Regions from separate parts of the Mus musculus genome. Here all the other regions are linked to region 3. The links are chromatin loops, found by intact Hi-C in ENCODE. Cell type or tissue: heart. All regions are shown on one strand. Links, peaks and the distances in the headings refer to the core of each region. The heading gives the core; the rest is flanking DNA. Region 1 holds the start of n-TEctc3 (a tRNA gene). Region 2 overlaps Arrb1 (arrestin, beta 1). Region 3 has its middle 6.7 kb from the start of Gdpd5.

What was found. Hi-C counts contacts between places; a loop is a spot of excess contacts. Peaks named below come from ENCODE experiments on the same cell type or tissue, not always from the same donor. Only the 100,000 strongest peaks of a DNase experiment are listed, where the experiment ranks them.
Region 1: a loop joins it to region 3, with 1.9 times the contacts of the local background. A loop is called at or near these places in 4 of 42 quality-filtered maps.
Region 2: it touches region 3 in a loop (2.7-fold over the local background); 5 of 42 quality-filtered maps call a loop at or near these places.

What each region holds. Positions count from the first base shown.
Region 1 is chr7:99,541,012-99,551,989 of GRCm38, forward strand. The region is part of intron 1 of Arrb1 (arrestin, beta 1); the gene reads left to right. n-TEctc3 (a tRNA gene) reads right to left here and starts at 2,960; the gene lies at 2,889-2,960. In heart, for the core only: a CTCF peak has its summit at 6,297 (motif pointing right); DNase peaks (open chromatin) are centred at 5,150, 5,530, 7,320 and 8,850; H3K27ac peaks cover 4,642 bases.
Region 2 is chr7:99,552,507-99,563,484 of GRCm38, forward strand. The region is part of intron 1 of Arrb1 (arrestin, beta 1); the gene reads left to right. Among named protein-coding and RNA genes, the nearest start is that of Mir326, 5.7 kb to the left of the region's middle. In heart, for the core only: a CTCF peak has its summit at 3,566 (motif pointing left); a DNase peak (open chromatin) is centred at 3,595; H3K27ac peaks cover 3,775 bases.
Region 3 is chr7:99,369,299-99,380,276 of GRCm38, forward strand. No RefSeq gene overlaps it. Among named protein-coding and RNA genes, the nearest start is that of Gdpd5, 6.7 kb to the right of the region's middle. In heart, for the core only: a CTCF peak has its summit at 5,309 (motif pointing left); no DNase peak of the experiment used is centred there; H3K27me3 peaks cover 890 bases.

The DNA of each region.
Region 1 (10,978 bases), core at 2,572-10,571, 170 kb after region 3:
ACCCCTAAGTGCTGACATAAGTTCCATCTCTTCCATTAGGGATCCCTCAGAACCAAAGCACTACTCCTCACATTGGGCTGGGTGTTCAGAGGCGGGGGATCATGGCTCATTTAAACTGGCAGGTTCCAGGCAGAACCTGTGGCACTCTTTCAGACTGGGGGCTGCCTAGAAGAGAATGTTTGCCCTCCACGGGGCATGGGGCTGCTGAGGGGGAGGCTCATCACCGTGTGTGTGTGTGTGTGTGTGTGTGTGTGTGTGTGTGTGTGTGTGTGTGTGTGCTGGGACAGAACAAGGGTCCTCCTAGCAGATTCCAGGCACTGCCCTGCCATGTGCAGGATGGATCCTGTCCCCGGGGGTGGGTGGCTTGATTCCTAGCAAGGGCGTGGAGAACGGGGGTAGAACTGGGTGGCTGTTTTGAGAGGGAAACAAAGGGCTCTGTTGTCCAGCCCCTTCTCTGCCTCTTTCCTTAGAGGAGCCCTGGCTGGGTCATCTCTCAGGAGACAGCCTCCTCCTTCCTGGGACTGGCCCATCTCTAGAACTACCTCAGAAGAACTCCTTGTTCCTGCTCGGGAGATCTGATGGCAGATGAGGCCCCAGGAGATTAGGCCCCAGGGACTGGGCCTCACAGGTCCCTGGAGGTCTGTGTGACCCCTGAAAGGATGGGACCCTGTCTTGGTCCCAGGGAGAGAAAATTGACTGTTGACTTACAAGCCTCAACACGGTGTGGGTGGTGGTGGTGTTGGGGGTGGGGGTTGGGGGGAGCTGTGGCAGTAGGCAAGACTCTACAGTTCCTAAGCTGGGAGGCAGAGTGTCCCTGGTGTGGGGCCTATGGATTCACAATGGGTTCCCTTGGTGGTCTTGCAGTTGCTCCTCCAATGTTGCCACCAATGGGAGTAGAAAGGTTTGAGCAAAGGGCCAGAGAAGTAGACTGGGTTGGACCATTCTAGGAGCACTTGTTCTTGGCCAAAGGGCCAGAGAAGTAGACTGGGTTGGACCATTCTAGGAACACTTGTTGAGGGCTCACACACTACTGTGTGACCGAGGATGTGTGATTCACCAGCTCTAGTGTCTCTACAGAAGTCTAACCAGCCAGCATGAGTGAAGCCCTTCTCTTGTATTCTGATTCCTGGCTTTTCCTCTGGGGGGCCAAAAATGGAGAATTGGATAGCTCAGGCCTCTTAGAGATTGGTGAGGCAGAGCCTGCCAAGGAAGCAGGTCCAGGGTGTAGAGTCCGTGGTGATCAGGGTTCTGAAGGAAGTACCTCCTGCTTGCTTCTGTGGCTTCAAGTCTTCCTTTAGAGGTGGTCTTCATTGTATGGTTTCATCTCCAGACTCCAGGAACATCAAATCAACTAGTCACTGGCAAGTCCCTGATGGTCAATTCCCTCCGACCAGGCAATTCCTTCCTGGACAGGTTTTCCTCTTCCCTTCAGTTCCTCTCTCCATCAGACCCCATCCTTTCAGGGTTTCAATATGTACCCAACTGTCCTCGAGCTCACAGATCTGCCTGACTCTGCCTCCCGAGAGCTGGGATTAAAGGCCACTGTGCCTGACTCCTTCAGGGGTTCACTTCCTTCAGGAAGCAGCCCGAGTCTCGGTGGCACTCTGGGGGTCCCCTTCTAGGTTGGCTTCCTTGATGCCATCAGATCTATTGGGCATAGATCAGTTTACCTGGGTAGAATGGATTTCAAATCCCAGTGCTGACACTCAGGAGCTGATAGCCTGACCAGTTGTTTAGCCGCTTGTGGCTCCCTGTCTGTAAGGCTGGGATGGGACTGGCTTAAGGGCTAGGTGAGCTAACAGGTATAGCTCAGAGTCCTGGCACAAGAACGGGGCTGGAGGTGAGGGTTGAATGTTCTCCCTTCCCAAGCTGAGCTCCCCCAGGAAGAGAACTGGCTCATTCATTTTCAGGCCCCAAAGGCTTCATGCTTAGTATGCAGGGGGTAACTTGGCCCCACATAATGCTTTTGTCATTTGACAGGCCCAGGTTCCTCCAGGAAGCCCTCATCGATCACCAAAGCTTCCTGACCCCTGCCATCTTCTCACGCACACACTTACCTCTTTCCCTGCTTACATCTTGTGATATTCTCACGTGAACCAAGCAAGGGCACCTGGCCCAGATCGCCTCGTCCCTGGTATCTGTGCAGGTGTGGCAAGGCACTGAGCTCTGTCTATATTTGTTAAGTGAAGGAAGCTGGATGCAGGCATTTCAGTGGGAGATGTCCTAGGAGGGGAGAGAACCATTTCAGAATATCATAGAGACATAGGAATTAGATTAGGCTCATGGCCCAGAAGACAGAGGTCGTGAGATGACCAACTTTCTCTCAGTGAAACGAGAGTTTCAGATCCCGGAACTTTCCGGCAGAGAACCGACAGTAGCTGTTCTCTCATGGTTGGTAGCACTGTCTGGGCAGATCCAAACCTCATGGTGTCAGGGATTGAATCCACGTGTGCTAGACAAATGCTCTACTGCTGAGCTATAGGCCCAGTTCTGTTCTTGTTTTGAGTCAGGGTCCCTAGCTCAGGTAGCTTTTACCTCCCTAGATAGCCAAGGTTGATCTTGAACTGCCCATCCTCCTGTCTCTACCTCCAGAGTGCTGACATCACAGGTCTGTATCAGTGTGCTTGGTTTATGTTTGCTGGGATTGGACCCAGGGCCTTGTGCATACTAGGTGAACACTCAAACACTTCATCTGATGAACTACATCCCAGCCCCAAATCCCGCTTTGTTGTTGTTGTTGTGGGTTTTTGTTTTTGTTCTTTTCGAGACAGGGTTTCTCTGTATAGCCCTGGCTGTCCTGGAACTCACTCTGTAGAAATCCACCTGCCTCTGCCTCCCAAGTGCTGGGATTAAAGGCATACACCACTACTGCCCAGCAGAAGAGAGGCTTCCCTGACCAGGAATCAAACCTGGGCCATGGAGGTGAGAGCACCAAAGCCTAACCACTAGACCACCAGGGAGCATCCCAAATCCTATTTCTTAAGTGCCTCCATGTGAAGCCATCTTTCCCTGAACCTTAAATGTGGGTTCCCTCTGTCCTGCTCACTCCTAGGCACCCCCGAGTTTGCCTGCCTGCCTTCCTTCCTTCCTTCCTTCCTTCCTTCCTTTTTTCCTTCCTTCCTTTCTTTCTTTCTTTTTTTCTTTCTTTCTTTCTTTCTTTCTTTCTTTCTTTCTTTCTTTCTTTCTCTCTCTCTCTTCTTTCTTTCTTTCTTTCTTTCTTTCTTCCTTTCTCTCTTCTTTCTCTCTTTCTTTCTTTCTTTGCTTTGGACAGAGAGAGCAAGAAGTCCCACTTGCGGGTGGACATCTGGGTCTGCCTACAGTACACCCACTGTGGTTTGACCTGGCTTGAGGAGGGGGACGTGGCTTCCCATGATCTGCCCGGATCAAGGAGCTCTTTATGCAGTTCAAGAGCCTGCCTCGGCTGGCAGAGCCTAGGTCTCCCATTGGCTGCCCAATGGGCAAGTGCTCAGAACCCACCTCATTATAAGGAACAGAATTCTGGGCACCAGAGCCAGCAGGCTGCGGTCATAATCAACCAGTTAAACTTCCCAAGTTTGGCCCAGAGGAGTGTGTAGGGGGCCAGGGGGGTGGGTGGTAAGGCTGGGAGGGAGTCCGAGGGGGGCCCAGAGTTGAGCCTGCTGGGCAGAGCTGAGAAAGCATAGCAGGAAGAAGGGAGAGAAGCTAGAGAGTAAGGAAATGGATAGATGCAGAGAGGATGCTATCTGGGGAGAGCGCCCTGACCAAATGGGAGCCCCAACCCCACTTCCTCACTGACTCTCCTATGAAGGCAAGCTGTTCCTCTTTGAGCCCCACTTTCTCAATGTGTCAGAATGGAGGTGGGAGAGGCTTTGAGGCCTCTGGGATCTCTCCTTGTTTTACAGGTTCTGTGATGAGGAGGGAGAGAGGCCCCAGCAATACTGTTCAGTGCTTGAGAGCAAAGGCACAGCCCCCAGCAGCCTGTATCTCAGGAAGATCCACATCCTCTGCTGGAACCTGGGGGTCTGATTAGCCGTGGGCCTAGCTGTAATCGGTTAATTGGAAGGGGAGGTTTGCTGGGCTCTCCCCAGGCACCTCCTATCCCCAGACTTAGTCCTGCCCAGGACTGTCCAAGTTCCAAATAGTGTCCTCAGGGAGGGACTGTTTAAAGCTCTACTCTCCCTCTCCAGGGAGGGGTAAAACCCTGGCCTTTCCATTTCCAGGTAGTACTGTCAGTGGTGTGTGTGTGTTGGGGAGCAGGGAGGAGGGACTCCCCAGAAGTAGAGCCCTATGTTTTGGGGTGTGAATTTTACTGTCAGACAAATTCAAGTACTTGCCAGCACGCTCTCACTTGTTCCCTATTGTGACCCTGGTCAAGGGGCTTGGACTCTGTAGGCCTCCGTGTCCACATCTGGGAAGTCAGTGCTCCCTCCTACCACTCTGGATGGCAAGGGCCCAGAGGTAAGGGTTTGACAAAATCACTATTAGAGACAGGAATGGTGGTACACACCTGCCATTCAAGCACGCGGGAGGATTGCCTGGACTTTGAGGCCAACTAGTTTCTGGGATGAAAGGGTCAGTGAGCTGGCTCAGCTGATGAAGGGGCTTGCTGTGAAGACTGACGATCTGAGCTTGGTCTCTAGAACCCGTGCAGCCAAAGAGAGCTGATTCTCATAACACAGACACACACAGGTAAAATGTGATCTAAACGTTGCTTGTTATGAATGCCTGGGGAAGGGACTTTGACTTTTGTCTGCCTGTCCCTTCCCGTGCCTTCTCCCAGCCAGTGCCATGCACACTGCTGCTTGGTGGCTTAGTGGGCTTGCCCAGGGCCGAAGGAGAAGGACCAGTCATGACAGGAAAGGGAGAAAGATTACCCAGGGCCAGCGTTGTAGTGCTGGGGTGGGGCACCTCCTTTTTGGCCCCTGTCTGCCAAAGCAAATTCTCTGAAAGGAAGTGGGGAAAGACTGCCGAGCTGGAAGCTGGGAGCATCCCAGCCCCAACCCCAGTCCTAGCTCCTTTAACCCTCACCCCCTGTTCAGGGCCCACAGCCTGGTTTGCTGCCAGGGAAGCTGGCGGGCCACTTTTTCACACACTTGGAAAACAACAGCCCTTCCTGGTTCCCAGTGTTCAGCAGGAGGGGCTGGAGAGATGTCCTCAGGTCGGGAGTCGGGGTGGGGGGACTGGCAGCACATGGCAGGAGGCTGCCTCAGCTTCCCCAGCCGCTTGCCAGCCTCAGAGTTGGGCTCTGACTTGGAGGCCAAGGCCTAGGAAGTTGGTTATATAAGTCAGCAAGACTCCCTGCTCACTTCCTCCTTCTCTCTGCAGTGAGGCCCTGCAAGCAGGAGGCAGGTGCCACTTTGCTCAGAATCTCTAGGCCCAGCAGGTTATGGTGACCATCCTGTGCTGGGACAGAGTGGTGTGTAAGAGTGGTCTCCTTGTCCACACCCTGCGGGACAGGCTTATGGGCAGCCTCCGTGCAGGCCACTGGGTTGGCAGCGAGCATTGGCTCCTCCCACACTCTGAGAGCTGCAAAACTTCATTAGAGGAAACAGGCGGCAGACCTGAGATCATTTGCCTACAAACTGCCCCCAGAGGGGAGCTGGCCTCTGCAGCCAGAAGAACAAATCGCCAGCATTTTTCAGTTTGTTCCACAAACAGTTCTCCAGTGCTGGCTAGGTGCCAGACCTCTACTACAGGCATGTCCCTGGAGTGGCCCAATCTACCACAGTGGACATTTAGGGAGCAGTTTGGTTTCATGTGCCACCTAAGGGTGGACCCTTTCTCCGTAGCTGGAGTATTGGCTTTCTTGGAATTCTTATGAACGAAGAGCAGCCTCTTTTAGGTTGGGATTTTCAGAAACGGCTTATTCCCTTTCTCCTGGTCTGTGTCACCCTTCACTCCTCCACCCGAGCGAGCAGAAGTTTCTCTGTCTTACCAGCCCCTGGGGTCTGAGATAGGAAGTGGGGACAGCTTCTTGTAGCACTTGTATGTCTGGGGGAGAAAGAAAGTAAGTGGCTGGAACATTCCTTTTGGTGGTTTTTATTATTATTATTATTATTATTATTATTATTATTATTATTATTAAAGACAGGATTTTTCTGTGTAGATCCGGCTATCCTGGAATTCTGTAGGCCAGGCTGGCCTTTAACTCAGAGATCCACCTGCCTCTGCCCCCCCCCCGAGGGCTGGGATCGAAGGTGTGTGTCAAGCTACTGCCACCACCACCCAGCTGTCTGTAACGTTCTTTTTATTTTATTTTTTTAAAAGATTTATTTATTTTATATATGTGAGTACACTATAGCTGTCTTCAGACACGCCAGTAGAGGGCATCAGATCCCATTACCGATGGTTGTGAGCCACCATGTGGTTGCTGGGAATTGAACTCAGGACCTTTGGAAGAGCAGTCAGTGCTCTTAACCACTGAGCCATCTCTCTAGCTCCAACTGTAACATCCTGTTTGTTTGTTTTTGGTTTTGTATTTTGAGACAGGATTTCTCTGTGTAGCCCTGACTGTCCTGGAACTCACTCTGTAGACCAGGCTGGCCTCAAACTCAGAAATCTTCCTGCCTCTAACTTCCAAATGCTGGTATTAAAGGTGTGCACTACCACTGCCCGGCTGGCTGTAACATTCTTAAGAGAGTGGCAAGGGCGTTTCAGTTTACAGCTGGACAGCAATCCAGGATTAAGACTCAGAAGCCACTAACAGAACAGGGGACCCTCGTGCACGCTGTGGGAGATACATCTGATAGGACTCAGAGATGCAGTGGGAGCTCTGTGGGACAGGCATTCAGCAGGGACTGGAACCCTGCCCCCCATGGTGGCTCGAGTTTCATAGCTTTCAGTAAGGAGTTTCTTAGGAATGCAGACTACTTCAGACACACACACACACACACACACACACACACACACACACACACACGGTGGGGAGAGAGAGAGAGAGAGAGAGAGAGAGAGAGAGAGAGAGAGAGAGAGAGAGAGAGAGAGAGAGAGACCTGGGTTGAAGCTAGCTATAGTAGTGCAGGCCTATAATCTAAGCACATGGTAGAAGGATGAGGTCACCCTGCTCTGCACTGTCAGCTCCAGGCCAACCAGGGTGGCATTGTGGGTCCCTCCCCCACCTTTTTTAGTTAACAAAACAAAAACAAATAGGTCAAGAAATCAAGGGGGAAACTGTCACAAACAAGCAAGCAAGCTGCACATATCTAAAGCTACTGGGCAAATGGCACCGGAAGCAAGATTACTGGGGGCAGCAGGGGTTCAAGCTTCCCTCCAGCAGAGCAGATCTTGCAGAAGCCCACTGGAGCAGAGTGCAAGGCGGGGGTGTGGGGGGGTGTTGTTAGTTTTAGGAGACACAGCCTCTGCTTGGGCCTGTGGCCCGGAAAGAGCATGTGTGCTGGTCTGTGTGGTTTAGAGTGCCGTCTTTAGGGACACTGAGGCCAAGCGGTGTGGGAGAAAGGGCAGCAGGCTGGGTTTGCACCCCACCATACCTGTCTCTGTCTGTGGGTGAGATGCTAAATTGTGGGGAAGTGGTACCCCTTCTTTCTCACTGTAGTGACTGTGCTAATGAGTGCACCCAGAACTAACAGGGCTCATCTGGTGGGTAAGATTTTTGTCATGAGTCTGTGTGGCCCCAGGGCTGTGGGAGAAAACTGAAGGCATTTAAAAAAAGACTTAGTAAGGAGAATTTTGATTTTTTTCTTTTTTGGCAAGTTTTTTTTTTCAATATCCTAAAAAGGACAAAGCTGATGACACGTTATAATCAAGCAGTTAATATGCACACTGCTCTTTCTAGCATGCAGCAGCGAGGTGCCTTTTCTGCAGCCATTCAGCAGCTATGATTGAAATCACCCTTTTGCAGAATGAACCCTGTTGCCGGGAATTTTCAGAGGACTATGGTGAGCCCTGTCCTGGCCACAGGCGGTCCTGGGTTTCTCCAGCCACAGCTTCTTTATGAATGAGATGGTATCTGGGACAGAGGTTACCTGAATCCACACTCGCTGTAGAGAAACCCATTCCCTGTCCTGGGCAGGCTCAGCTCAGACATCCGGTCTGAACGGTGAGGTGGGCATGTCTTCTAAGGCTGCTCCTTGCAACCAGCTCTGGCCTGGGCCAACCCACTGGTCTTCTGCCTGGTCTGTGGCTCAGTATATGGCCTGGAACCAACCCTTTTGTTTGGAAACACACCAGACCAAGGCCTTCCCAGCTTAAAAGCTCACCAGTTGTTCCCTACAGGAGCATCTCTGGTTTTCAGGTGGTACCAAGAACCCTGCAGTTCCTGTCCCTAACTTCCTGCCTGCTGTCCCCACACTGTGGACACTGGCTTGACCTCAATGGCCATTGACTTTCCATACCTGGGTGTCTGTCAGATCAGGCTTTGGGCCTGAAGAGCCCTACCCCCTAATTGATAGGAGCTTCTTTATATGTTGTTTTCAAGATGTGATTCACTATATATAAGCCACTTTGGCCTTGTACTCAAGGTGGTCCTCCTGCCTCAGCCTTCTGAGTACTAGTACTGTGTGCTCTTATACTTGTCTCCTTCCTTGCAACCTTCCATCTCCTCCACCCAGCACACGCTGAGACAGGATCTCCTGTACCCCAGGCTGGCCTCAGATACACTATGCATTTGAAGAAGCCCTTAAACTTGTGATTCTCCTGTCTCCACGTCCTGAATATTGGGATTGCAAGCGTGTGCTATCGGATGGATTTATGTGTTTCTGGGACAGAATTGGTGTGAAGCAAGCCTCCTGCCAGCCACACTGCATCCCTGGCCTGCCTCCCTTCCTTGGACATCTTTTCCAGGTGTGGAGCTGCTCTGTTGGAGGCTGTCCTTTGGGCCGGAGTTAGGGAGGGAGGCCAGAGAGGGCTCAGAGGAAGTGGGCCTGGGCTGCTGACCCAAAGGAGAAGTACCCTTTCCTTCGTCTCATTTCCTTCCTGGCCCTGGTACTGAAAGAAAGCAGGCAGAAGCAGTAGAAAAGAGGAAATACTTTGAACTGGGGACTAAGATCTCCCAGCTTGGAGATGATTTTAAAAGTCCCAGTTCTCAAGCCCCTCTCTCCGTCCTCTCCTTTTCCTGTACACAGGACACCTTCTGCCCACACAGGCTATGCAGACAGAGGCTACAAAGCTGACCTGGCCTCGTCCTGTCTTTACAGCTCTATCGCATGCACGCTGGAACTCACCATCTTCTTATCTGTCTCATTGGGTTTGAGTTCAAGTCTTGGCAAGAGCTCTTGCAGCTCTGTAACTCTGGGCAAGTCACGGCACCTTTCTGAGCCTTGGTTTCTTCTGCATACCATAGAAAGGATAATACCTACCTCATAGGGTGGTGCCGCTCTGTGGGCGAAGGGCTGAGCAGGTATCTTTGATAGCACCTGTGTGGCGAGTGGAAGCTACTTTCAGGTCAGAAACTTCTTGAGAGAGTTGACCAACACCTGGGCTAAGGCCAGGGCACACAGTGCCACGCCAGCTTCTTGAGACTGCCTCATTTTTGCACTTTAGGGGATCCTTTTTCCCAGCTCAGTGCTGGGTACATTAGTAACCAAGTTACTGTCTTACTTACTGTTCTATTGCTGTGAAGAGACACCATGAGCAAGGCAACTTATAAAAGGAAGCATTTAACTAGGAGCTTGCTAACAGCCTCAGGGGGAGAGTTCATGACCATCATGGCAGGAAGCATGGTGGCAGGCAGGCATGGCCCCAGAGCAGTAGCTGAGAGCTTACATCTGATCTTCAGGCAGGAGAGAGAGAGAGAGAGAGAGAGAGAGAGAGAGAGAGAGATTGGGCCTTGCTTTTGAAACCTCAAAACCCACCCCTAGTGACACACCTCCGAGGCCACACCTCCTCCAAGGCCACACCTCCTCCAAGGCCACACCTCCTAATCCTTCCTCAAACAGTCTGCCAACTGGGAACCAAACGTTCCAACATACAAGCCTATGGGGACCACTCTCGTTCACACCACCATGGTTTCTTTCTGTGTACTTTCCGTAAGGAATTGTGGATGAGCTGTATCAGTGAAGTCATCAAGAGTGCCGGACAGAGTGGGAACAGGACAACTGAAAGCAAAGCCTGGTTTGTGATGTGGGACTGGAAGTGATAAAAGCACGTGGGAGGCCCAGGAGGTGGACAGTGAGGACGAGGTTGGGCAGTGGGAAGTGAGGTGTGCTCAGCGGGAGTGCACAGACACAAGGCCCTGAGTGTGCAAGGCTTTTGCTCTGAAGCGCTTCCAGGGTCTAGTGCTTTCTTGGATGTCTGGCGAGAAGGCAGGGCAGTGGCTGTTTCCTGCTGTGCAGGAGGATCTGTCATGATTTCCCGAAGCTGCTGTTCTGACCAGCTGCTCAAGTCCTTTCACTCTGTGGCCACTGTCCTCTGAGTGTCTGCGACCGCTTCTTCCCTCCGGGGTGAGTGGAGACTAGGCTAGGGTGGCAGAGGAGGTGGGAGAGGAGGCCCACGCTCAGGTCCATTTTCAGAAATGAAGGGGGTCAATTTCTCACCTGCTCCACATGATCACAGTCCTTCTCTGAAAGTGTCTGAGGCATGGCTCTTGTAAGAAAGTCCTTGGTGTGTCTAGTGCATAGTTGGTTTGCTCTTACTGTCTCCTTTTGCAAAATGAGGACTGTTTTAGGATTTCCATTGCTGTGGAAAGACACTGTGACCAAGGCAAGTCTTATAAAGAACAGCATGTAGTTGGGGAAAGCTTACAGGTTGGGCAGTTCAGTTTATTATTACCAAGGCAGGAAGCATGGCAGCATCTAGGCAGGCATGGCACTGGAGAAGCTGAGAGTTCTACATCTTGATTGGACAGCATCCAGGAGAAGACTGACTCTCTCTTCACTGGGCGGAGCTTGAGCTTAGGAGCCTCAAAGCCCACCCCTACAATGACATACTTCCTCCAACAAGGCCACACCTCCTTCAATAAGGCCACACCTCCTAATAGTGCCATGTCCCATGGGTCAAGCATATTCAAACCGCCACAGAGATGAAATGACTTACTCCGCATAGC
Region 2 (10,978 bases), core at 262-8,261, 180 kb after region 3:
TTTTTAAAGCAGACATCTGGGATGGGGGTGTAACCCATGTATATGGCCCTGGGCTAGATGCCCAGCACCTATAAACAGTGTGTAGTGGTGCATGCCTGTAATTTCAGCACTTGGGAGGTAAATGCAGTACACGCTAGGAGGGTGACCGGCATTATCAACTGTGGGGCACAGCTGGACTGGAAAGGGACGATCAGAGCCCACATGGGGCTCTCCGTGGGGAAGGGCTAGAGGAAGCCTGGCCTGGCCTCCACTCCAGTCGCTGGTTGAGGAGTCTGATTGCTTTAGGGCTTGCAGCCACTTCCAGAGCAGCTCAGCTGAACTTGACAGCTCAGTGAGGAAGCCAGCTATGTTCTCTTCTGCAGTCCCAGTGGGGGCTGCCCGTCCTTCCCCAACGTCAGTACCCAATTTATGGAAGAAAATTGGGGAGAGCAGGTTGTGGGTTACGAGAAAAATCAGGGACCTGGTTATTAGGCTAGGTTTCAAATCCCATGTCTAGCTGGGATGGTGGTCCACACGTGTAATCCTAGCACCAGGGGGACGGACGGAGCAGGAGATCAGTTCAAGGCCAGCTTTGACTATGTGAGACCTTGTCTCAAAAAAAAAAAAAAAAAAAAAAAAGAAAAGAAAATTGAATTTCACCTCTTCTGCTTGTCAGGTCAGCAAATGTTAAATAGTTACATAATTTTCCTGAACTTTTGTTTTTATCTTAAAAGTGGGTTAATACTGTATCCTTCCTGCCATGGGATTGTGGTAAGCCTCAAAAGAGATACTGTAAGACTAAACCCAGGACCTGGCACACAGTAGGTATTCAGATTGTGCCCAGCACATTCCCATAGCCCTTATTACCTTGTATGCTGCCTGCACCACACCCACCCGCCTGTGCCCTGTGTCAATGTGTGCTTGCTCCCCGAGCTTTCTTTGTTTGTCTTGTGACCTTTCTCAGCCTCTACACAGCACCTATGAGGCACTTCAGAAAGGGCCAGTAAGAAGAAAAGAACATTCTTTTAGGTAAAAACTGTGCACCTACTGTGTGTCCCCGCCGGGGAGCTTCTGTGTGGTTTTTGCCCTGCAGAGCCCCAGTGGTTGTGACTGTTGCTAGGCTCCTGGAGGCCAGCAACTTTGTACTGTGCAGAGCCCTGTAATCATATTGCTGTTAGAGACACGCTGACATCTGCCATCTCCCTGCTGTGGAATGCCAGCGCCCTGGGATCTGTGTCTCCAGGTTCCAGTGCCTGGCAGCAGAGGTATGCAGCGTAAATTCCATGCTGAGAACATAGCCGAGGCTTGCTTTTCTCTCTCTCATTAAGTCAAGCCTACTTCCTCGGTCTACCCAGCCATTTTCTAGGTGGGGCAAGTCTTTCCTCAGGTTCAGATTGGGTAGACAGATAAATCAAGTGTTCTGCTGGGTCTTGGAGGAGGTAATGCTGGAAGTCAGCTGTGTTTTCAGCGGGTCTTCCATCTGACCCGTGCTCTGTCTGCCTGGGGTGGAGAAGTGACAGCCCAGACGTTCTGTTTCTAGCAGACCCTCATTGCTGGCCTCACAATGGGTTTGGAGCTCTGTGCAAAACTGTTTATGTTTCCACAGCAGAATTTATTGCCCAGCCTGGCCTTCTGCAATTAATTATAAGCCAAACAAATAACTTGTCTCTAGGAGGCTGGGGATCGGCATAAACATTTATGCCAGTCCAGAGGCTGGGTACTTTCCTCTGGCCTTGGGAACAGAGGGGCAGGATGGGGTGGGTCCACTTCCTCCTGACCCCAGGAGGTCTTGTATGTGTGTTCTCGCTCTCAGTCTTCCAAAGTATCCCAGAATAGGGTTCCCACTTGTAAAGGGAGACTCAGGCAGAGAGTTAAGCAGTTTGTCCAAGACCACACAGCTTGCAGGGAGGGCTGTCCATCTGTCCATCCACCCATTCAAATATTTATTTACTAAGCTCTCATCAAATGGGAAGTTGTTTTCTAAGCTGACTGAATTTGTAGGCACAAGGTGGTAGCCTCGGGGCCCAGGCACGTGGCTCAGTTGGTGGTGTGCTTTCCTGGCATTCATGAAGTCCTGGGTTCAAGTCTAGTGCTACATAAACTGGTCAGGTTGGCCACCTACCTGAAGCAAGAGGATCAGAAGTTAGAGGGAATGGCGGGCGTGTTGGCACATTCCTTGAATCCAGCACTCAGGAGCCAGAGGCAGGTGGATCTCTGAGTTTGAGGCAAACCTGGCCTAAAAAGCCAGTTCTAGCTACACAGATAGTGATGACGATGATGATAATGATCATTATCACATTATTATTATTACTTCTTTTACTGTTTGAGATTATGATGTAATTACAGTATTCCCCTGTCTCCCTTTCCTCTCTCCACACCTCCTCATTCAACTCTCCTTGCTCTGCTTCAAATTCATGGATACTTTTTCATTAGTTGCTGTTATGTCTATACATATATATATGTTCCTAACTGTGACCTGCTCAGTGTGGTACTGTCTGTATCTTTTTAGGTATGACCATCTGTATTGGATAACCAATTGGTGTGCTCATCCTTGGGGAAGATGGCATCTCCCACTCTCATCCTCCTTAGTTACCTGTGTGTGCAGGGCTGGGCTCTGATGGGATTCCAGGCTCTGCAGCATGGTCGTTGTTGTTCTTATTTGCTTCATGTCTAGTTAGTGAGACCTTATCTTTAAAAAGATGTTCTAGAGGCTGGTTCAGTGACTCTAGAGCACTGACTACTCTTTCAGAGGTCCTGAGTTCAATTCCCAGCAACCATATAGTGGCTCACAAACATCTGTAATAGGATCCGATGCCCTCTTCTAGTATGCCTGAAGACAGCTACAATGTACTCATATTAAATAAATAAATAAATAGATAAATAAATAGATAAATGTTTGAGAGAGAGAGAGAGAGAGAGAGAGAGAGAGAGAGAGAGAGAAAGATGTTCTAGGGTTCAGCCTCAATTACAGAGGTAGGGAGTTTGAAGACCCTATCCAAAAACAGAGGAAGAAGGAGATGGTCTGTGAGGGCCATCTTGTTTGCCTTATACTGGTGGCCTCATGGTAATGGTGATTTTTACAGGCAGGGGTGTGTGTGCACATGTGTGTGTGTGTGTGTGGGGGGGGGTGAGGACTGAACCTAGGGACCTGTGTATACCGGGCAAGTGCCCTAACATTGAACTACAACCTTAGCTCCAGTTTTATACTGTTCAATGCCTCTTTGTTTTCACTGTGACCCTTTGCCGGAGGTCAGGTATGCAGTTTTCCCCTTGAGGCCTGTTGATGCTCACAGAGTTTCAGATTTGGGAGTGTTTAGGCCTTTCAAATTAGAGAGCATCAACCTACTTCCTGCTGTTGGGCTAGGTGGCTCAGAGGAGGTGCAATTTGGCATGGTCCGAGGCTAGATGGCAGGAAGAGGCAGCGGGGATTGAAACCAAGGATGTTTAAGATTGAGAAGTGAAGGCACTGGCAGCAGAGAAACCCTCACTAGCGACTGCTCTGTGCCCATCTATGCTGGTTCTGTTTTCCAGCTCACTGTGCAGCCAGCCCAGCTCTGTAGTCTTGCTCATGGATCTCTAGGGCCATCTGCTGGGGGCCACCTTCCTCTGTGCCGAGGAAAACAACAGGAGAGATGAAAACTCCGGGCACTACTGCAGATTCCTGCCTCGCACATGGGGTGTTTGGCCTCTGGTTTGGGGTCTAGGAAAACCTTGGTTGAGCAAAAGCTGGTCCCCAAGGCTGGGGCTGCAGCCCTCCAATCATGTGACTTGGGGCTATAGTGGAGCTCAGCTTAAGCTGTGCATAGCAGGTCAGCCCCCTTTGGGAGCCTGGGGTGTGGACACAGAGGTGTGTGGAGTGAGGAATGCTGGGAGGACAGCACAGTGGGAAGGCATCTGGTTTCAGAGGCCAGAGGTTTAGTTCAAGTTAAAACCTGGACCCCAGGGACCCCAGTGTTGCCTTCTGGGGATTGGAACAAAATAATCCCTCCTTGTGGGGTCAGGGTGGGAGTTACAGTTAATCTCTAGGGGACCAAATTCTGGTCACAGATGTGTAGATAGGTACTGTGGTACGTCCATACTGTAGAGTGTTATTCAACTGAAAGGCAATGGCATCCTGACTCAGGCTGTAATTGGGTGAATCATCATGAAGGCAGAACGCTAAGAGATAGAAGCTGGGTACTAAAGGACACATATTATATTAGAGAACTTACGAGAAGTATCTAGAACAGGTGCGTCCATGAGAAGGAGAGCCCGCACGAGGGGATGGGGAGGAAAACTTACTGGGTAAGGGTGGGGGCGGGGCTCGCAGTTTTGCATAGCTGCTGCCATGACTTCTTTACTTCACACAGAGGCCAAATTTTAACTGTTAGTCAACTAATTGTGTGTGTTTGTGTATGTGTGCACATGTGTGTGTAGAGGCCAGGGGTGAGTGTTCTGTCTCTTCATCAGTTGCTGTCCACTGTATCTCTTGACAAGGTCAACTCCCTGAACCTGAAGTGCATCGATTTGCCTGAACTCCAGGGACCCTTCTACCTCTGCCTTCCTGGTGCTGGGGTAGAAGAACTCACCTGGCTTTTTTTGGATTAAGTTCTGGATGATCAAATTCATGTTTGTGTGGTGTATGCTTTACCAACTGACCCCTCATCTCCCTGGTTCCTAACTGATTGGTTTCTTAACAGCAATTTGTTGTCCTTCTGGATGGCATTTGATTGATTGCTAGAGCCTTACTGTGTATCCCAGGCTGATCTCAGACTCTCGATCCTTCTGCTTCACCTACCCTCCTAGGATGACAGGCATGTGCCAACTGGATCTGGCTTGGAGTCATCCTTTTACATGTTAATGGCATGCTGTGTGAATTTCATCTCAGTAAGTTTGTGTTTCAAGTTGATAAGAATCATAAAAAGAGTGGTTTCATTTAGAGGGGAGGGACAGTTGAGATCTGGGATTTAGGTTGAAGCTGTTGAAGAAAGCAAAGCTTAGGTCTAAGAGGCCGTGGTAGGTTCAGAGCCCAGGGCGAGCTGTTTGGCAGTGGTTAAGAGCAAAGTTCTTGGTATCAGTGTGTTTTCTGTTGCTGTAGTAGAATCCCCGAGGCGTAGCTAGCTCTCAGTTCTGGAGATTCCGCGGTGTAACACTGGTCTGGGCTAGGTGCTGGTGAAGGCCTCATGGCAGATGACGTCATGGCAGGTGGATCTGTGCCTGCAAGATCTCAAGGTGAGCCTGAGAACCAGAGAGCCTCTCGGGTCTGCCTTACTTATCCTAACGTCTGACCCTCATTGTGATAGTGTGTGCGTGTTCATGTGGGTACACATGAAAGTGTGGGTGCCCCTGCTCACGTGTGTGGGGGCCAGAGCTGTCATTCTGAGCATTCCTCAGAGCCTCCTACCTTGTTTTTTAGTTTGATTGTTTTGTTTTGTGAGATAGAGTCTCTTCCTGGCCTAGAGCTTACCTACTAGCTCAGGGGTGCTACCAGTGAGCTCTAGGGAACTATCTGTCTGAACCTACAGTGCCGGACCACTGCAGACCTTTTTCACATGGGTCTGTCTGCTTTCCCAGCTGACTGGGCTGTCTCCATAGCCCACACCTCACTCTTTCAAGAACGGACCTATGATATCTGCCTTATTCCCTCCGGAGGGCAGTTCCCCCAGCCGCTTAGCTGACTTCTGCTGGCTTCTTTCTTTCCCTACCTTCCTTTTGCTTGAGCCTAGGCTTCATGTATGCAAGGCAAATATTCTACCACTGAGCTATACTCCCAGCCAGCTCCACCTCTTAAAGGTCAATCACCTCTCGATGCCAGCACACTAGGAACAGGCCTCAGGACCTGGGTGCTAGGGGGAAATGCTCAAGTCATGTCCAAACCATAACAATTCTCAGGGGCTGGAAAAATGGCTCAGTGGTCAAGAGTACTTGCTGTTCAGCCATGAGAACTGGAGTTGGTTGGCTCACAGAGTTCTGTAACTCTAGCCCCCAGGGATCTGATGCCCCTCGGACACCTGCACACACATGCGCAATACACTCACACAGACATGTACGTACAGACACATAAACAAGATATGTTCTGTTTTAGAGACAGGGTTTCTCTGTGTAGCCTTGGCTGTCCTGGAACTTACCCTGTAGATCAAGCTGGTTTCGAGCTCAGAGAGATCTGCCTCTTCCTCTGTCTGCTGAGTTTTGGGATTAAAGGCATGTGCCACCATTGCCCAGCCATAAATAAGATTTTTTAAATCTTAAAAATAAAAACCACGGGCTGGAGGGATGCTCAGCGGTTAAGAGCACCGACTACTCTTCCAGAGGTACTGAGTTCAATTCCCAGCAACCACATGGTGGCTCACAACCATCTGTAATGGGATCCGATGCCCTATTCTGGTGTGTCTGAAGACAGCTACAGTGTACTCATATCCATAAAATAAATAAGTCTTTAAAGCAATAAATAAAAATAAAAACCTTAATAGTTTTAGACAAAGCCTTGTCATCCTGGTTTGGGTTTCTTATCATGTATTTGTTTTAGTTTCTCTGCCTAGAAAGTGGGAATAATATAGTTTTTATTATGGAAATTTGAGTCTTCTATTATGAGAATCTTAACACTTTCCTGAGGAATAAATGAGTTAATATTTGAAAGGATGCCACATCAGGAGCTGTTATTATCACTCATTCATGGTTTTATTTGCTTGTTCATTTGCTGGGCACCCACAGGGAGCCAGGGCTGGGGCAGGCAGGGTTCTGGAGAGACAGCTGCATGCGTGACTCAGAGCCGGCTCTCGGAACGCCTTGCATCCTGAGAAGAGTCAGCCGCTGCACCTGCAGCTTCGGCTATTGATGAAAAGCCCTTGTCCTTTGCTTCTCCAGCTCTGGCTAAGCAGGCGCCTCCCTTGGGACACAGCAGGACTTCTCAATGGCTTTGAAATGTACTAGGCTAGGGAGCTGGGGACCTGGCGGGGGAGGGTGGGGGAGGCCTGCGCGAGGAGGCCTGCAGCAAAACCTGAGCGTTGGTTTCTTTGCCTTGTATGGACAGTTCAGACTGGTCTCAGCAGTTCTCGATCTTCCCGCCCTTGCAACAGCACAGAGAGGAGTTGGGCCTGGGGCTTTTGCTGCTGTTATGAGCCCTGGCCGGGGCTGACTAGAGAGTGCAGAGACTTGAGGTTCACAGGGTGTCAGGGGTCGTCGCTAGAGGTCCTGAGAAGCACTTGATGTTGTTGAGGAAGAGAGCAGCAAGCTTAGAGGGGGAAGGGCTCGGGTGCCACCCAGCCACCCCCGTCCTTAGCAGGGCTGCAGGGTCAACCGCTTCCATTTCCTGAGCCGGGAAGACCTGAGCTCTCATGCCTATTGAGACTTGATTGATAAGAAGTGAACTGCTTTGGGGACTGCCCTTTGGCAGCCAGGGTAAGAATTGGGGTGAAGAATGTAGTTTCTGCCTGGCCAGCAGCGATGGAGAACAGGGTCCCTGTCTTCCTCAGGTGAGGCTGTTCCTGTCTCACTTCCCTATGCTGGTCCACAGTCACTGAGGCTCAGTGGGACATTAGCTCTGTAGGACAGAACAATCTTGCTCCGTGCTCTGTCCACTCCTGAAGATTTCTGTTTGGGCTTCTCTTCCTGCAACTTCAGTTGCCAACCCTTGTTTACCCTCAGTGGTGAAAACTGACACAGAGTCACCTGGCTGCAAAGTCTTCTTCAGGTGTCCTCACATCTCCCCACCCAGGATTCTGAGTGGTTCTAAGGCCCTGTATCTCCCCTGCCTCCTGCCCACCTCAGGGTGCACCCACTGGCTTCCTTCCAGTGGTACCAGGGACTGTCCTTACCACATTCAAAAGAAGCATGCTAAGAAGGGCTTGCGCTCTTCCCCTTCCAAAACCTGCTCCGTGTAGCACAGTGGGTGTGGGTTAGGGGTGTATGGCCATCACCTGAGTGAGCTCTCGGGGGTTGTAGGCATGGCAGTAAGGAGATCAAAGTCAGCCTGGGCTACTTGAGACCTTGTCTCAAAACAAAAATATGCAAACGGTAAGTGAGCTAGGTGCGGTGATGCACATCTCTAATTCCAACACTTGGGAGACAGGCAGGAGGATAACCAGTATGAGGCCATAGTGGTCTATATAGCAAATTCCAGGCTGCTTAGGGCTCCACAGTAAGAGCCCATCACAAAATAGAATAAAACCAAACAAAATCAAGGAAACTATGTCTGGAGTGAGGACAGCAGCTGGGCCCTACCAGAGCTTGTTGTCTTCTGTGGTCTTGGGTGCTCCTAATGGACCGAGTCACAGAGGAAAGAGAAGGGACCTGAGGAAGCAGGAATCAGGCTCTGGGTGGATCAAGCTTTCAGTATTCTAGCACACCTGACCACACCCTCCCCTGTGCACACCCTCCTATCATCGACCCCATGCCTCAGGAACTTGGTATCCTGGGGCCAGGGAGGGTTTTTTGGGTAGGGTCTCCATTTACTGAGCCTTTTTTTTCATCCACAGGCCTTTGGTAGCACCTTGGTACCAGGAGAACATGGGGCAGACCACATTTTCACTTGACACTGTCATTCATTCACTCAGCAAGTGCCCATGCGTGCCTTTATTTGCAGGGTGCAGTCCTGACATCAGGGCACTAACAGTGAACAAGATGGCTCAGGGATACTATCCCAAAGCTAGCGCACTGATACAGAGTTCTCTTAGACATGGGTGTGGGGTGGCATGGCCCCAGTTCTGAGGGCACAGCTGAAGGCATTAATGTGGTCACTCAGTAATTCAGCAGCAGCAGCAGCAGCGGCCCTTCTCAGACAAGGAAAATGACAGTCACCCATGATCCCACTATTCAGAAGGAAGGCTTACGAGTCTTGGTGTGAGCTCTCAGTTCTGTGTCTCTAGCCTGTTCCCATGCACTCAACACACTTGGGATTAGACACTGTAAGATGGAGCTTATTTCCTGTTCAGTGGCTTCCCTTATTGCTGGTGGGAGGAGGCCGGTGTATAGGAGTCAGTTCTCACCTGCTGCTATTTGGGAGTCCAGCTATCAGACTCAGGTCACCAGGCTTGGTGGCAAGCACCTTTGCCTGCAGAGCCATCTCTCTGGCCTCACTGTGAGTTGAACGCTCACCAGGAGGCATTCCCAGCTCTGTCCCCCTTTGGAGTGCATGACTCCTTTGGGGAAGTCTTTCCTGGCTCACTGGGCTAACCACTGAGATTCCCGGCCCTTTGGAACAGTTGCGAAAGTCACCTGTGCTCCCTGGTTGAGTGTCAGTCCTGCAGGACTGTGCTTCCTGCTTGCAGGAGAGGGATTGTGGTTCTTTCCCACAGTTCATCTGTGATCTGTGCCAAGGTATTCCTAAAGACATGGGCTGTGAGAGGGAGGCCTGCCAACTACTGTGGTGGTGGTGGTGGTGGTGGTGGTGGTGGTGGTGGTGGTGGTGGTGGTGGTGGTGGCTGGTGGTTCTGGTATGGTGATGAACTAGGACATCTGGTTCTAAGAATAAACAGCATGCACAAGGACTCCTCCATTCTGTAACTCACCAACAGTGCCAAAGAACCTGGTCCCAAGAAACCTTTCAGACCCAGCGACTGTGCGCCTGTATGTCCTTGTGTCTCTGCCTCTGTGTGTGTGTCTCTGTGTGTATCAGTGTGAAGGGCATTGGCCAAAATGATGCCCCCCTCTGCCTCAGTCCCTCTGCCTCCTCTGGTCTCTTAATTCCAGCCTGTTGTCCCACTAGGTAACAGCCTCATGCCTGCCTTATCCCTAACCTGAGGCATAGACCAGTTTCTGCTAGTCTGGAGCCCCAAATTGTCTCAGCCTGCACTCCCTCCTTTGGGCTCCTTGGATTTTCAGTGGCTTGGGGCTTCCCCAGAGGCTAGGCCTTCATTTCCCCCTGATCAGAATAGTTTTGCACCATGATGTTTTTGATCTTGTGCTAATTCCACTGAGTTGTTGCTCAGCCCAGACCTTGGGTCTGGGGCTTAGAGAAGTATTAGGTACATGAGTGAGGTGTTTAATAGGATTTAATGGCTTCCAGAGGCTTCAGCCCCAGGGCTACTGTCTCACCATGGCCCCTGAGATCCTAGATTCTTCCCCCATCTCCTTGCTCACAGGTCTCGGCTTGCCGGGAATTCTGTTTTGGTTGGAGGGAGGCAAAGTGGAGGAGTTTGCGTGTCTGGCTCTTTCCTCCCTCTCACTCCTCCCCCCTTCCTCCCAGTGTCGCTCAAGATGTTTCCTCTGCCAGCCTGGCTTCACTCCAGCCTGAGTCCACCTCAGGCAATAGCAGCCATCCTCTTGCTTGGAGCTTCTGTGGGCTGTGGCTTTTCCTAGTGGACTTTGATGCCTTTGGCCATTTGGAGGGACCTAAGGAGCAAGTCCCTCGGGGTGGGGCAAGCCACCTGCTTGCTCTCTCTTCAGCATGAAACCCACTCCTGCTGAGGAGGCCACCAATTGTTCCAGGGCTGCTCTGGGCGAACTCCGGGTGCATCCTTTCCCTCTGGGGCCTCTGTTTTCTGGAAATGCTCCTAAAGGCCTTGTTCTTATCTGGTAATCGATTGGATATGCCTCACCCAGCACCTCTACTCCCGGCCTGAGTAGGGGCTGATTCTCAGCCCAGGTCTCCCTGGGGACCCTCACTGGCTCTGTCTGGGTTCAGTCCTTCACACGGATAAACAGACATGCACCCTGGCCCGATAGAGCCGAGGCTCAGCCTTGGCTCCTCGGCACCTTGCACTGTGCCAAGGGAGTGCAGCTACTTAGTAAATATGGCCGAGAAGCCGCCAGGGAAGCTGAGCTGGTGAGGGCCCATGGGCCTCAGGGGCTCTTGCCAGTGGAGGTAGAGCTAGCATGGCTTTTGAAGGGTTCGGAAGAGTTGGCCAGGTGGGAAGGGGCTCCCATGCCATCAGCACAGCCCGGGCAGCCTATGCAAGGAATAGTGCCTGCACTATTCCTACCTCAGCGGCAGGAGGGAGGCTCAGGGCTCTAGATGTGCTCCAGAGACAGCTCCGGCCTGGTGATGGCGCCCTGAACCGTCAGAAGGCCACTGGCATTGGCC
Region 3 (10,978 bases), core at 1,206-9,205:
TCAGTCTCAGAGTGGTGGCCTCGGGCTTCATAGAAACAGCAGTGCCCAGTGATGAGAATGAGCAGGACTTGATCCCACTTCAGCTTCACAGTGGCTCAGATCACTTGCTTATTAACGTCTCTGAGCCTCCTACTCTCTCTCTCTTAAAATGAGGTTACATCCACTTGACAGAGATGTTGTAAGGACGACTTTAAGATGACTTGGGGCAGCCAGGCAGTGTGGCGCATGCCTTTAATCCCAGCACTCGGGAGGCAGAGGCAGGCGGATTTCTGAGTTCGAGACCAGCCTGGTCTACAGAGTGAGTTCCAGGACAGCCAGGGCTACACAGAGAAACCCTGTCTCAAAAAACCAAACCAAACAAACAAACAAACAAACAAAATCTTGAAATTGGGGGTGAAAAGATGGCTCAGTGGTTAAAAACACTGGCTGCTCTTCAAGAGGACCCAGGTTCAATTCCCAGCAACCATGTGACAGTTCACACCTGACTGTAACTCCAGTTCCAGGGATCTGACTCCCTCACATAGGCATACATGATATATATCGTGCATAATATATAATATATATTTAAAAGAAAGGAAATTTATAAAAAAGAGAGTCTGGAGATAGATAGTGCAGAGGTGTTACAGGGCCTTTGTTTCATCCATCCCTTATCCCAAGGGTGTGATACTTGTCTCCAAAAACCAAGATGGCAGCCAGAGCCTACCCATGTCATTACATCCAATTTCTAGACTGCAGATAGAAAAAGGACTGAATAACTGCACGCTAGTCTAAGGACTCTTGTCAGAAGTTATAAACAGCAATTCTGCCTACATTCCATTTGTTATAGCTTTAGTCCTGGGCACGTAGATAGCTGCAAGAGAGTCTGCAGAAGGCACTTTTTGTTTTGGAGGGCCATAACCCAGGGGAAGAAAACTCAGAAATGTTGTCACTGTGGCAGGAGCAAGGCATGAGTATTAGAATTCCGAGTACAAAGCCTGACCACACCAGAAGCATGCTGACCTTTGCTTACTATTTGCTGACCTTTCCCCCACCTAAGAAAGACAGTGGCTTTGTGCCTGAGGCTAACACATCCCATCCTGAGTGTCCTGGAGGGAGTAAGAGAACAAGAGAGCAGAGCTGGAGCTAAGATGTAAGAGTCAAGGACATTCCTGGATGGATCTGGCTGATCACAATACCCTAAGTCAGAATGTGCTGTCCCCACACTGAAGGGCCATTCTAGGCTCTTGGTTGAACATTCAGCTGTGGGGTTCCAGGTGTAAGGAGTCATTCAGCTGTGGGGTTCCAGGTGTAAGGAGTCATTCAGCTGTGGGGTTCCAGGTGTAAGGAGTCATTCAGCTGTGGGGTTCCGGGTGTAAGGAGCCTAGGACTTGAGAGGAGGCTCTGGTTGAGGGACAGGGAAAGTGACTAATAAGTGCACAGCTCCACACAGTGAGCTGTGAAGTGGGTCCCCTGGACAGAGTCCCACCTTCCTAGAGGTGAAGAGAAAAAAGAAGAGAATATAGCCATGGTTGTTAGATGTCCACTGCACATGTGCATGTCACAATGGAACTGGGAGGGTCAGCTTTGCCTAAGTATGTAAATCCAGGCCTGAACCTTCAACTGGCCAGATAGCTTACCATACAGCTGCCTGGGTGACGCCTGGGTGGTAATTCCCTGCACTCTGCTGATGTGGTTGTGGTTCAGTCGCCTCTGCCACTATCAGAAGCCTGTACCATTAGACCTAACTCTCCAACATGCTTACTCTTTCTCCCTCCAGGGTAACCTTCTCCTGCCTTCTCCTCCCATTCACATCTACTCCAACCCTCAAACAGCCGGGAGTTTCCTTCTGTGATTCAGAGAAACCCCGAAGCTATCAGGAAAAAGCCTTCCACTGGCCCCAGCGCTCTGACCTGTTCTCATGGATGGACAGGTGACCTCTCCACCTCCAGGAGTCGGCCATGCCGCTCTGCCTGAGTGTGAACCCCAGCCTCCACTTCCTGAATGAAGTTCATCACTGCTCCTCTCCTCTCACCCCTCCCATCAACAGACACATCTCTTAGGAAAACCTTGTCCTCTCTCCTCTGTACCAGTGGCTCTCAGACTTCTTAATGCTGAGACCCTTTAATACAGTTCCTCATGTTGTGACGCTCCCTCCTCCAGCCATAAAACTATTTTGGTTGCTATCCCATAACTGTAATTTTGCTACTGTTATGAATTGTAATATAAATATTTATGGAAATAGAGGTTTAACAAGGGGGTTGAGACCCACAGGTTGAGAACCAGTACTCTATATTGATCCTGCTCTGGAGAGGTTTGTATGCCTGCTTCTGATTCTCTTACCCTTGCAGCAGACAGGGATCATGGCTCTCTCTCCACCGATCTTGCATTCCAAGGTTGGAGAGGCTCTTGAGACTCTAAGTCAGGGTTTGGGGAGGGGAATCCTCTATGCTTGTCCTGTGCACTGACCACTGGCCACCCTTCTGGCCCCTCTCTCTGGCTCCTACTCTCAGGCAACCCTTTCCCCCCTTCTCTGGGTTCCTCTCACTTGATCTTTAACCTTTTGGAGGCTCCTGGCTCTCCTTTGCCCTGACCCTGGGCAAGCTTGTTCCTTTCTCTTCTCTGGTCACCAATATTGACAATCCTATTAGATCGCATGTCTCTATGCCAGAAACACCCAGGTTTCAAGAACTCTTCCTGACCCTAGACTTGTTTGTTCAATGGTGGGCCCAACCTTTTTATTAATTAATTTCTTTTTTAACTGAGCTGTGTAAAGGTCGTTTGGAAATGAAAGTTTCCACAGGTGAGTTCTGTCTGCCTCCCTCATCTTTTTGTACGAGCTAATTGTGACGCCTTTGATTCCCCCTTTTTCTTACAACCTACTGAAGGATTTTAAAATTCATCAGAAAATCCTTGGACTGGGGAGATAGCTCAATAAAATGTTTTCCTGGTAAGCATGCAGATCTGAGTTCAGTTCCAGGATTCTTCATAACTACAGTCGCAGAGCCAGGTAGGTGAGGATGGGTGGATTCGTGGAGCTCATTAGCCAGCCATCATACCCAGCCTGTGGGTGAGGAGAGATCTTGTCTGAAAACACAAGTGGGGTAGTTTGAGGAGCGACTCCTGAGGTTCTCTTCTGCCTTCAACATCTGAAAGACACTTCCAAGGGTCTGACCACCATCCCTGCTGTCACTATGATCTGTCCCACTGTGCTGGACACACTCAGAGCCTCGCTCTTACCCCCTCAGTTAATTTCCTTACTACCTGAGGAGGAACCCGAGAAGAAGCCAGGCTCCCAGCATAGCCTCCATGACTTGGTCTCTTGTCTCTTCCATTCCCACTAGTCGCTCCTTCCTTTCCCATGGACGCCAGGCACCGTCACCTCAGACCTTTGTTCCTGTCATTGCTTCAGTATTTGCTTGAATGTCAGGTCCCCTTCCTCCCGAGTGGCAGGTGCTCAGCATTTCCCCTCCTCTCCTACAAAGTCCTTTTAACAGAGATGTGCCCACTGTGCCAGCATTACAATAACCCCAGACACCAAGGAATCACTCAGAATAAACTCCCAGGAATGCGGAAGGGAAAGACGCTGTGAGCAGGTGAACCAACAAGTCTTGCCACCTTGGGTGGGCTGCCCAGAAAGGGCAGCAGGAAAAGAGAGCCTGGGTGTCTGCATAAACAGCAAGCACTCTGAAGCCCTGAGCCATCCCTGTAGCCAAGTATGATGTTGAAGAATACACTGTCCTTTGCAACAAAACTCACCTTCCCTATATATCACTCTTGACCTTGTCAGAGGCTGTCAGACTCACACAGCAACATAAAGTTTCCCCAAGCTCTGGTGTTTTTCACTTGAAAGCTTGAATTTTATCAATGGCAATAAGTGCTATTGATTTGCCTGGAAATATGGTCAATGTACTTTTCTCATTTTTGAGTAAGTGTCCGACAGACACCCAAGTCTTCATAGCTGTAATTCAACTGTCAGTATTTCTTTTAAGTGGTAATGATGTCCCGTGAAAAGGGCAGCCAGTTCAGCTCACACTTTAAACAATTGCGTGGATGCCATTCCTGATCACAGTTGTCACAGCATATCCCCTGTGGCAAAATGCTGTGTGACACTTCCCATGCTGTCACTCAGAATACACAAAAGAACCCTGGGGCTGCAGGTAACTCAGTGGTAGAGCAAGGGTTAGTGTGTGGAAGGCTCCAGGTTCCTCTGTGGCAACATACAGGAGTGGGGATGTGTGTGTGTGTGTGTGTGTGTGTGTGTGTGTGTGTGTGTGTGCAAGTGTGTGCGTGAGTATGTGTGCATGTGCGTATGTATAGATAGACAGATATTATATGATATGTATGAAAGATAGATAGATAGATAGATAGATAGATAGATAGATATTAAAGACAGGTATTGAAAGGACAATGAAATAAAAAGAAAACGGGAGGACGGGCTGTGAATCACGTGGTGACTTCTTGCATAGTCAGAAACAACCCAGTGACAGTGGCATTTGCAAATGGTATTTTCTTTTCTTGTTTTTTTGTTTTTGCTTTTTGTTGTTATTCTTGTTTGCTTGTTTATTTTTGCCATGGGGTCTCACTATGTAGCCCAAGCTAACCTCAAACCTGCAATGCCCTGTTTCAGCCATCCTCCTGAAGGTGGTAAGTATGGGCCTGCACCACCGTCTCTTTCTTTGAATGATGCTTTCGTATTATTAAGAACATTTGACAGCCGGGCATGATGGCGCACACCTTTAATCCCAGCACTTGGGAGGCAGAGGCAGGCGGATTTCTGAGTTTGAGGCCAGCCTGGTCTACAGAATGAGTTCCAGGACAGCCAGGGTTACACAGAGAAACCCTGTTTCGAAATAGAAAAAAGAAAATTTGAGGGCTGTTTTTATGGCTCAGCAGGTAAAGGTGCCTGCCACTTAACTTTGAACCCTGGAATCTACATGGTGGTGGGAGAGAACTGATTCCTCTGACCTCCGCACAAGTGCCATGGCATGAACAAATACACACACAAATAAAAATAAGAGAAAAACACTTTTTAAAAGAGCTTGAGCCAGGCTGGAGAGATGGCTCAGTGGCTAAGAGCACTGACTGCTCTTGCAGAAATCCTGAGTTCACACATGCACATGCACTACACTCATACACACACGCGCACACACACACACACACACACACACACACACACACACACACACACACACCATATGCTACCACAGGGGAACAGCCTCTCACACACTAACCACTGAGTTACCCAGCAATCACATGGTGACTCACAACCATCTGTAATGAGATCTGGTGCCCTCTTCTGGCGTGTCTGAAGACAGCTACAGTGTACTCATATACATAAAATAAATAAATCTTTTAAAAGAGGAGGTGGGGAGGGAGAGCCTGAGCCTTCTTGGGGCTGCCTCTGCAGTGTCTGGAGTTCTAGGCATGGTTTACATACTTTGTAAGGCTACCACACCCAGGTAAAGCACACACACATATTGTGCTACATTGTTACCATTCATTTCCGGACTGTCTCCATCTTGCCAAATTGAAGCTCTGAGCCAACTACACCCTGACTTTCCACCCCTGCTCCCTGAGCTCTGTGGTTCTTCTCCTTGCCTGCTCTTCTCTACCCTGGGTATCTAACACACGGAATCACCAGCCGTCTGTCCTGTGTCTGGCTTTCACTCGGCCTGATGTCTCCAAGGCTCATCCACATTGTATCATTATATTAAAGTCCCCATCTCTTTTAGAGGTGAAGAATGCCCCCCTTTTCATTACCTGTTCACCTGGCTCGTGCCTATCCTCTGCCTAAGTTGAACAGTGAACACGTGTGTGCAAATAGTTGTTAATGGCTCTTCTTCTGGTTCGTGGTTGTTGTTGTCCTCACAGTGGCTTGCTGGATTTTCTTATGTTTATTATTTCGATCATGTGTGTGGGCACATTATGTGCTTTGTGTGCACGGTCAGAGGACAACTAGCTGGAGACAATTCTCTCCTTCCACGATATGGGTCTTAGGAATCGAACTCAGGCTGTCAAACTTGGAGCAAGCGCCTTTATTCACTGATCTGTCTCATTAGCTCTGGCAATCTTTTTTTATTTGGGAGAATATAGTTATCTTTCCTCTTTTAATGACCACTATGCTTGATCTGAAATTATAGAAAATTAAAATTTTCCCATTTTAATTTATTGTAATGTAAACATCAATACATATATGTATATAAATATATAAAAACCCAAAAATCGTGGTTCATTAGGGTTTTCAAAAGTTTTAGTTGTGAAAGATGTCCTGAAACCAAAGTTTGAGAACCAGCTCGTTAGCTTATATTGCAGTATCCAGTTCAGGCAGCAGGGGGCAGCAGAGATAGCCCAACGCAGGCACCTGCTTTCTACAGAAAATGTACATACACCTGCAGATTAAAAAGATTGCCAGACCTATGCCCTACACTAAGGGCATTGAAGTAGGTCTGACAAGGAGTCCATGGTTGCAGCGGTCCTGCAACTGAGAGTGACAGGGACAAAGTAACACCAGTTCTGTTGAGCAGGAAAGGGTGCTGGTGAAGGACCAGTCAGTATGGAGTCAGGATCCCCAGTCTTGAGCCAGATAAGACTACAATCAGAGAGGAACTGACAGTCCTTAACCTCACCAGGTAGTGTGGTCATGGATCCAGGAAAAGTGGTACCACCTTTCATTAACCTGACACAGACTTACCCTACCCTGTCACCCAAGTCACAAGGGTCACGTAGAACTTCTTCACCTGTCCTTGTGCTGTCTGTGGTCCTCCAGACTTAAAGGATCTACTCCCCAGCTCCAAGGCACTTCTTCTTTTTTAAAATTTATTTACTATTATATGTAAGTATACAGTAGCTGTCTTCAGACATCCCAGAAGAGATCATCAGATCTCATTACAGATGGTTGTGAGCCACCATGTGGTTGCTGGGATTTGAACTCAGAACCTTCAGAAGAGCAGTCAGTGCTCTTACCCACTGAGCCATCTCTCCAGCCTGGCACTTCTTCTTCCTAGAGCCAGATTAGCTTCCTCTTCCTTCCTGTCCCCCTCCTCTGGCTGCATCCTAACCTGTGGTCCTTCGTCAGCTGACCTGTCCTCAAGGATGCTTCTCCCTCTTTTCTCCCATCATCATCCGTGGCCCCAGATATCCACAGAAAGTCTCAGCCCTGGACTTTCCTGTCTTAGTTACATCTCTTTGGCTGTGAAGAGACACCACGACCAAGGGAACTTAGGAAAGAAAGCATTTAATTGAGAGTTTGCTTACGGTTTCTGAGGATGAGCACATGATGTCGTGGTGGGAAGCATGAGGACAGGCAGGCATGGCACTGGAGCTGTAGCTGAGAGCTTACATCTCATCTACAAGCTGCAAGCAGAGAGTGTGTTAGGCTGAGCTTGGTGTGAGCTTTAGAAACCTCATAGCCCATCCTCAGTGACACACTTCCAACAAGGACACACCTCCTAATCCTTCTCAAACAGTTCCACCAACCACAGCCCAAGCATTCAAATATATGAGCCTATGGGACCTGTTCTCATTCAGACCCCCACACTAATCCTCCAGTAGGCCATCCCTGCTTACCTCTACTTTGACCTCAGAGAAGGTGAGGCTGACAACAAGGCTCAGAGGCTTATAATGACCCAGTGTCCCAGACCATCCACAGTTCCCCTCTTCCCCAGCTGGGGCCATAATGTCTTCTTGGTGTGTGTCCCCTGCTTCTACAGTCCTGCTTTTACAGATTGTAGCTGCAGGGCCACACGAGACATACGTGGATAGGAAGGTGACAGGCCGGCAGACTGGAGCCCTCAGAGGCCCTGGGATATGTGAAGGTGAAGAAACAGGGGCTGTCTATCCGAGTGAAGCTTCCTCAGGGTGAAGCCCACACTCACCCCTGCCCCACCAAAGCCCACCAGCTCCTCCATCTTCATTCTATCTATTGGGCACTTATATGGGGCTTGCCACCTACTGACATAAGAAAAACTTGATCCCTTGAGATCTCTTGAGTTAAGTTCCCAACTTCCAGATGAGGAAACCGACGTATAGCAAGATCACAGAGCTAACACAGGCACTCAGGGGTCCCTGCTGGGCCACGTGGCTCCAGAGTCTGTGCTCTAACTGCTCCATGAGTCAACCTTAGTTTCTCCATTTTGCCTCAGTCTTGTTCTACAAATGGGTTGACTTCCTTATCTGTCACTCGACTGTTCCCTGCTCATGTTTCTGTGAACAGGGCCCCCTGATTATATTGGATTTATTAAATCCTTAGGTATTGTATGTTACTTTCTAAATTGCTGTGACAAAAAGCAACTTGGACAAGGAAGGAAGGGAGGGAGGAAGGGGTTATTTTGGTTCACAGCGTGAGGCTCAGTTCCTCATGACAGGGAAGTCAAGGACGCGGTATTATGGGTCACATTGCAGTGACAGTCAGGACCAAGAGTACTGAGTGATGATGCTCCGCTTGCTTCCTCCACTTTATTCAGACTGGCACCCCAGCCTATAGGATGGCACTGCCTCCACTTAGGGTGGGACTTCTCACATTAGTAAATCCAGTGTAGGGCCAGAGAGATGGTTCAGCAGTTAAGAGCACTTCCAGAGGTCCTGGGTTCAATTCCCGGAAACCACAGGGTGATTCACCATCATCTATAATGGGATCTGATGCCCTCTTCTGGTATGTTGAAGACAGCAACAGTGTACTCATGTGTATAAAATAAATAATTCTTTAAAGAAAAATCCAGTGTAGAGCCCCCACCACCATGACCACGTGCCCAGAGGTTTGTTCCCTGGGTGATTCCAAATCTGGCCAGTCTGACAATGTCAACCATTCCAGGTATCCAGTGCTCTGATGCTCTCCCTGTGGCAACACTGCTGCACAGCCAGCTAAATGAGCAACCCCTGTGTTCACAGAGAACTTGGCATATGGCTGCATGCAGAGTCCTGGACCAAGGGCTCTGCCTAGAGAGTGTCATTGTCCCAGCCTGGGTATCCAATATGTGGCATATTACTTGGTCTAGCACAGGGTACATAGGGTCATAGAGTGAGAGAATGAAGCACACTATCTCAGTGCAGGGCCAAGGGGTCCTGTCCCATCCCTTGTCCTTAGAAGCTTCTAACTGGGTTGGGAAACTGACTCTCATTGCCCTAATCCCTGGGCATAAATTACAAGAGGGGGGCAAGACTTCCATTGCAACAGAGCCCACAATGCTGCCCACTGAGAGACCTGGAGAGGCTTCCTGGAGAAGCCTTTAGGGATGGGGCATTCCCCTGGTGGAAAGGGACACACGCAAAGACTTTGAACTGGTGGAGATAGAGACCAAGGTGGAAAGGCATCCAGAATCTGCAGGTGCAGTGAGCTCAGCTGAGCCCACCAACTGCTCTAGACAGTGTGCTGCACAAGGATAGGATCACCTCTGCCTGTTAAGTCTTAGTACCCACCCATCCCCACCCCACCCCTGCCACCACCGAGCACGGTGCCTTCCCATCACGCACAGAGTGCAAAGTTATCCAGTGAAGAGAGTTTATACACCAAGGTGGCCTATTTAGAGAAGGAATGCAAAGTGACTGATAACTGTCAGCCTGCAAGCGAGTGTCCATCTAGGACGAGAACACAAAGTGCCCTCTGCACGGACACTGCGGAGCGGCATCTGCAGATCGCTCTGGCTAGATGCACAAGGCTCTCAGGAGCCGTGGGGTGCACAGAAGGCTACTGTCTCCTGTCAGCCTCCAGGCATGGCTTCCAAGCCAGGCCATGCACTGACAGCCTCCCAGACAAAGCCACCACCAATCATCCACTGTCACTCTGTGGCCTCCCTCACCACAAAAGGCCAGATTGCCCCAGATCAGAAAACTCCTTCTCCTCCATAGGGGCAGCCAGAGGGCAAACGTGGGTGTTTTGAGACCTGAGCAGCCGTTCACCACTTGCTGACCTTAAGTGGGCCTCAGGAGTCATCGAGGAAGCTGTGTTCTGAAAAGCTTTTTTCTTTTGGACATTCTGTCCATCTGACCTCCTGAAGAGGCTGTCCTAACAGCCAGACAGCTCTACTCTGAGAACCTCATTCATTCATCTTCTAACGCTGAGGTCTCTCAAGGGCCATGGTGGGTGGGGACATACATCCACAGAGTAGCTCCCAGCCATGAAGGGGGAGGGAAATGAGGCATGAACATTCTTAAAGAATCTTCCATGTAAGCAAATCAGACTAAAGGCTGCCTGGGAGTTCAGGATGGCATCTCAGAGAAGGTGACATTTGTGACTCAATTACTGAGTCTAGGCAAGGCTCTAGGACACAGCAGTCAGGCAAGCTGATGAGCACTGGCTCTCCAACTCTCACCTCAGTCCTGCAGGGGAGCAGGAATAAACTCAAGGTGGGATTCACGACAGTCCAGGAGGACCATAAGGGCAGCCACTCGGAGGAACTGTGTAGGGATGATGTTCATTGTTAGCGAATCTGAGAGAGGTGTGAGGGAGGGGGGGGGGGAGAAGAGGTGGAAAGACAAGGAGCTACAATAGCAGGCTAAGAGTTCAGGGCTCCGTGGGGCTGACAACTGAAGGCTGACGGTTCTTGGCCAAGGGGAAGGTATACGAGATCTTGGCACCCTTACCAAGTGTGATATGGATAGCTTCAATCCTCAGGCAGGCCCTTGCCACTCCCCTAGGCGCTGTGTTTTAAGGACACTTGTTTCCCTACAGAACTCCATCATGTTGACAGTGTGCTGAAAACTTCTCACAGCCCTCTGCTAATGGAATCCAAACTCCAAGCTCCTCCTAGTTTGATCTCATCAGCATCCAGCTGGGCTGTGGGCTCAGGAGGATCTTAAGAGATCTTTGGTCCTTTGGATAAGTCTGAACTCCCTTCTACCTGCCTCGCTGGAATCTCCCACTTTGACTTTTGCTCTACTGCTGCCAGGATTTCTCAGGAGCACGGTCAACTCCTACTAACCTTGCTAGCTTTTTTTGACCTCAGTTTGCCTGTAACCTGCTCAGGGAAGCCTCTGCTAACCAATACGAGGCAGAGATCTCTGG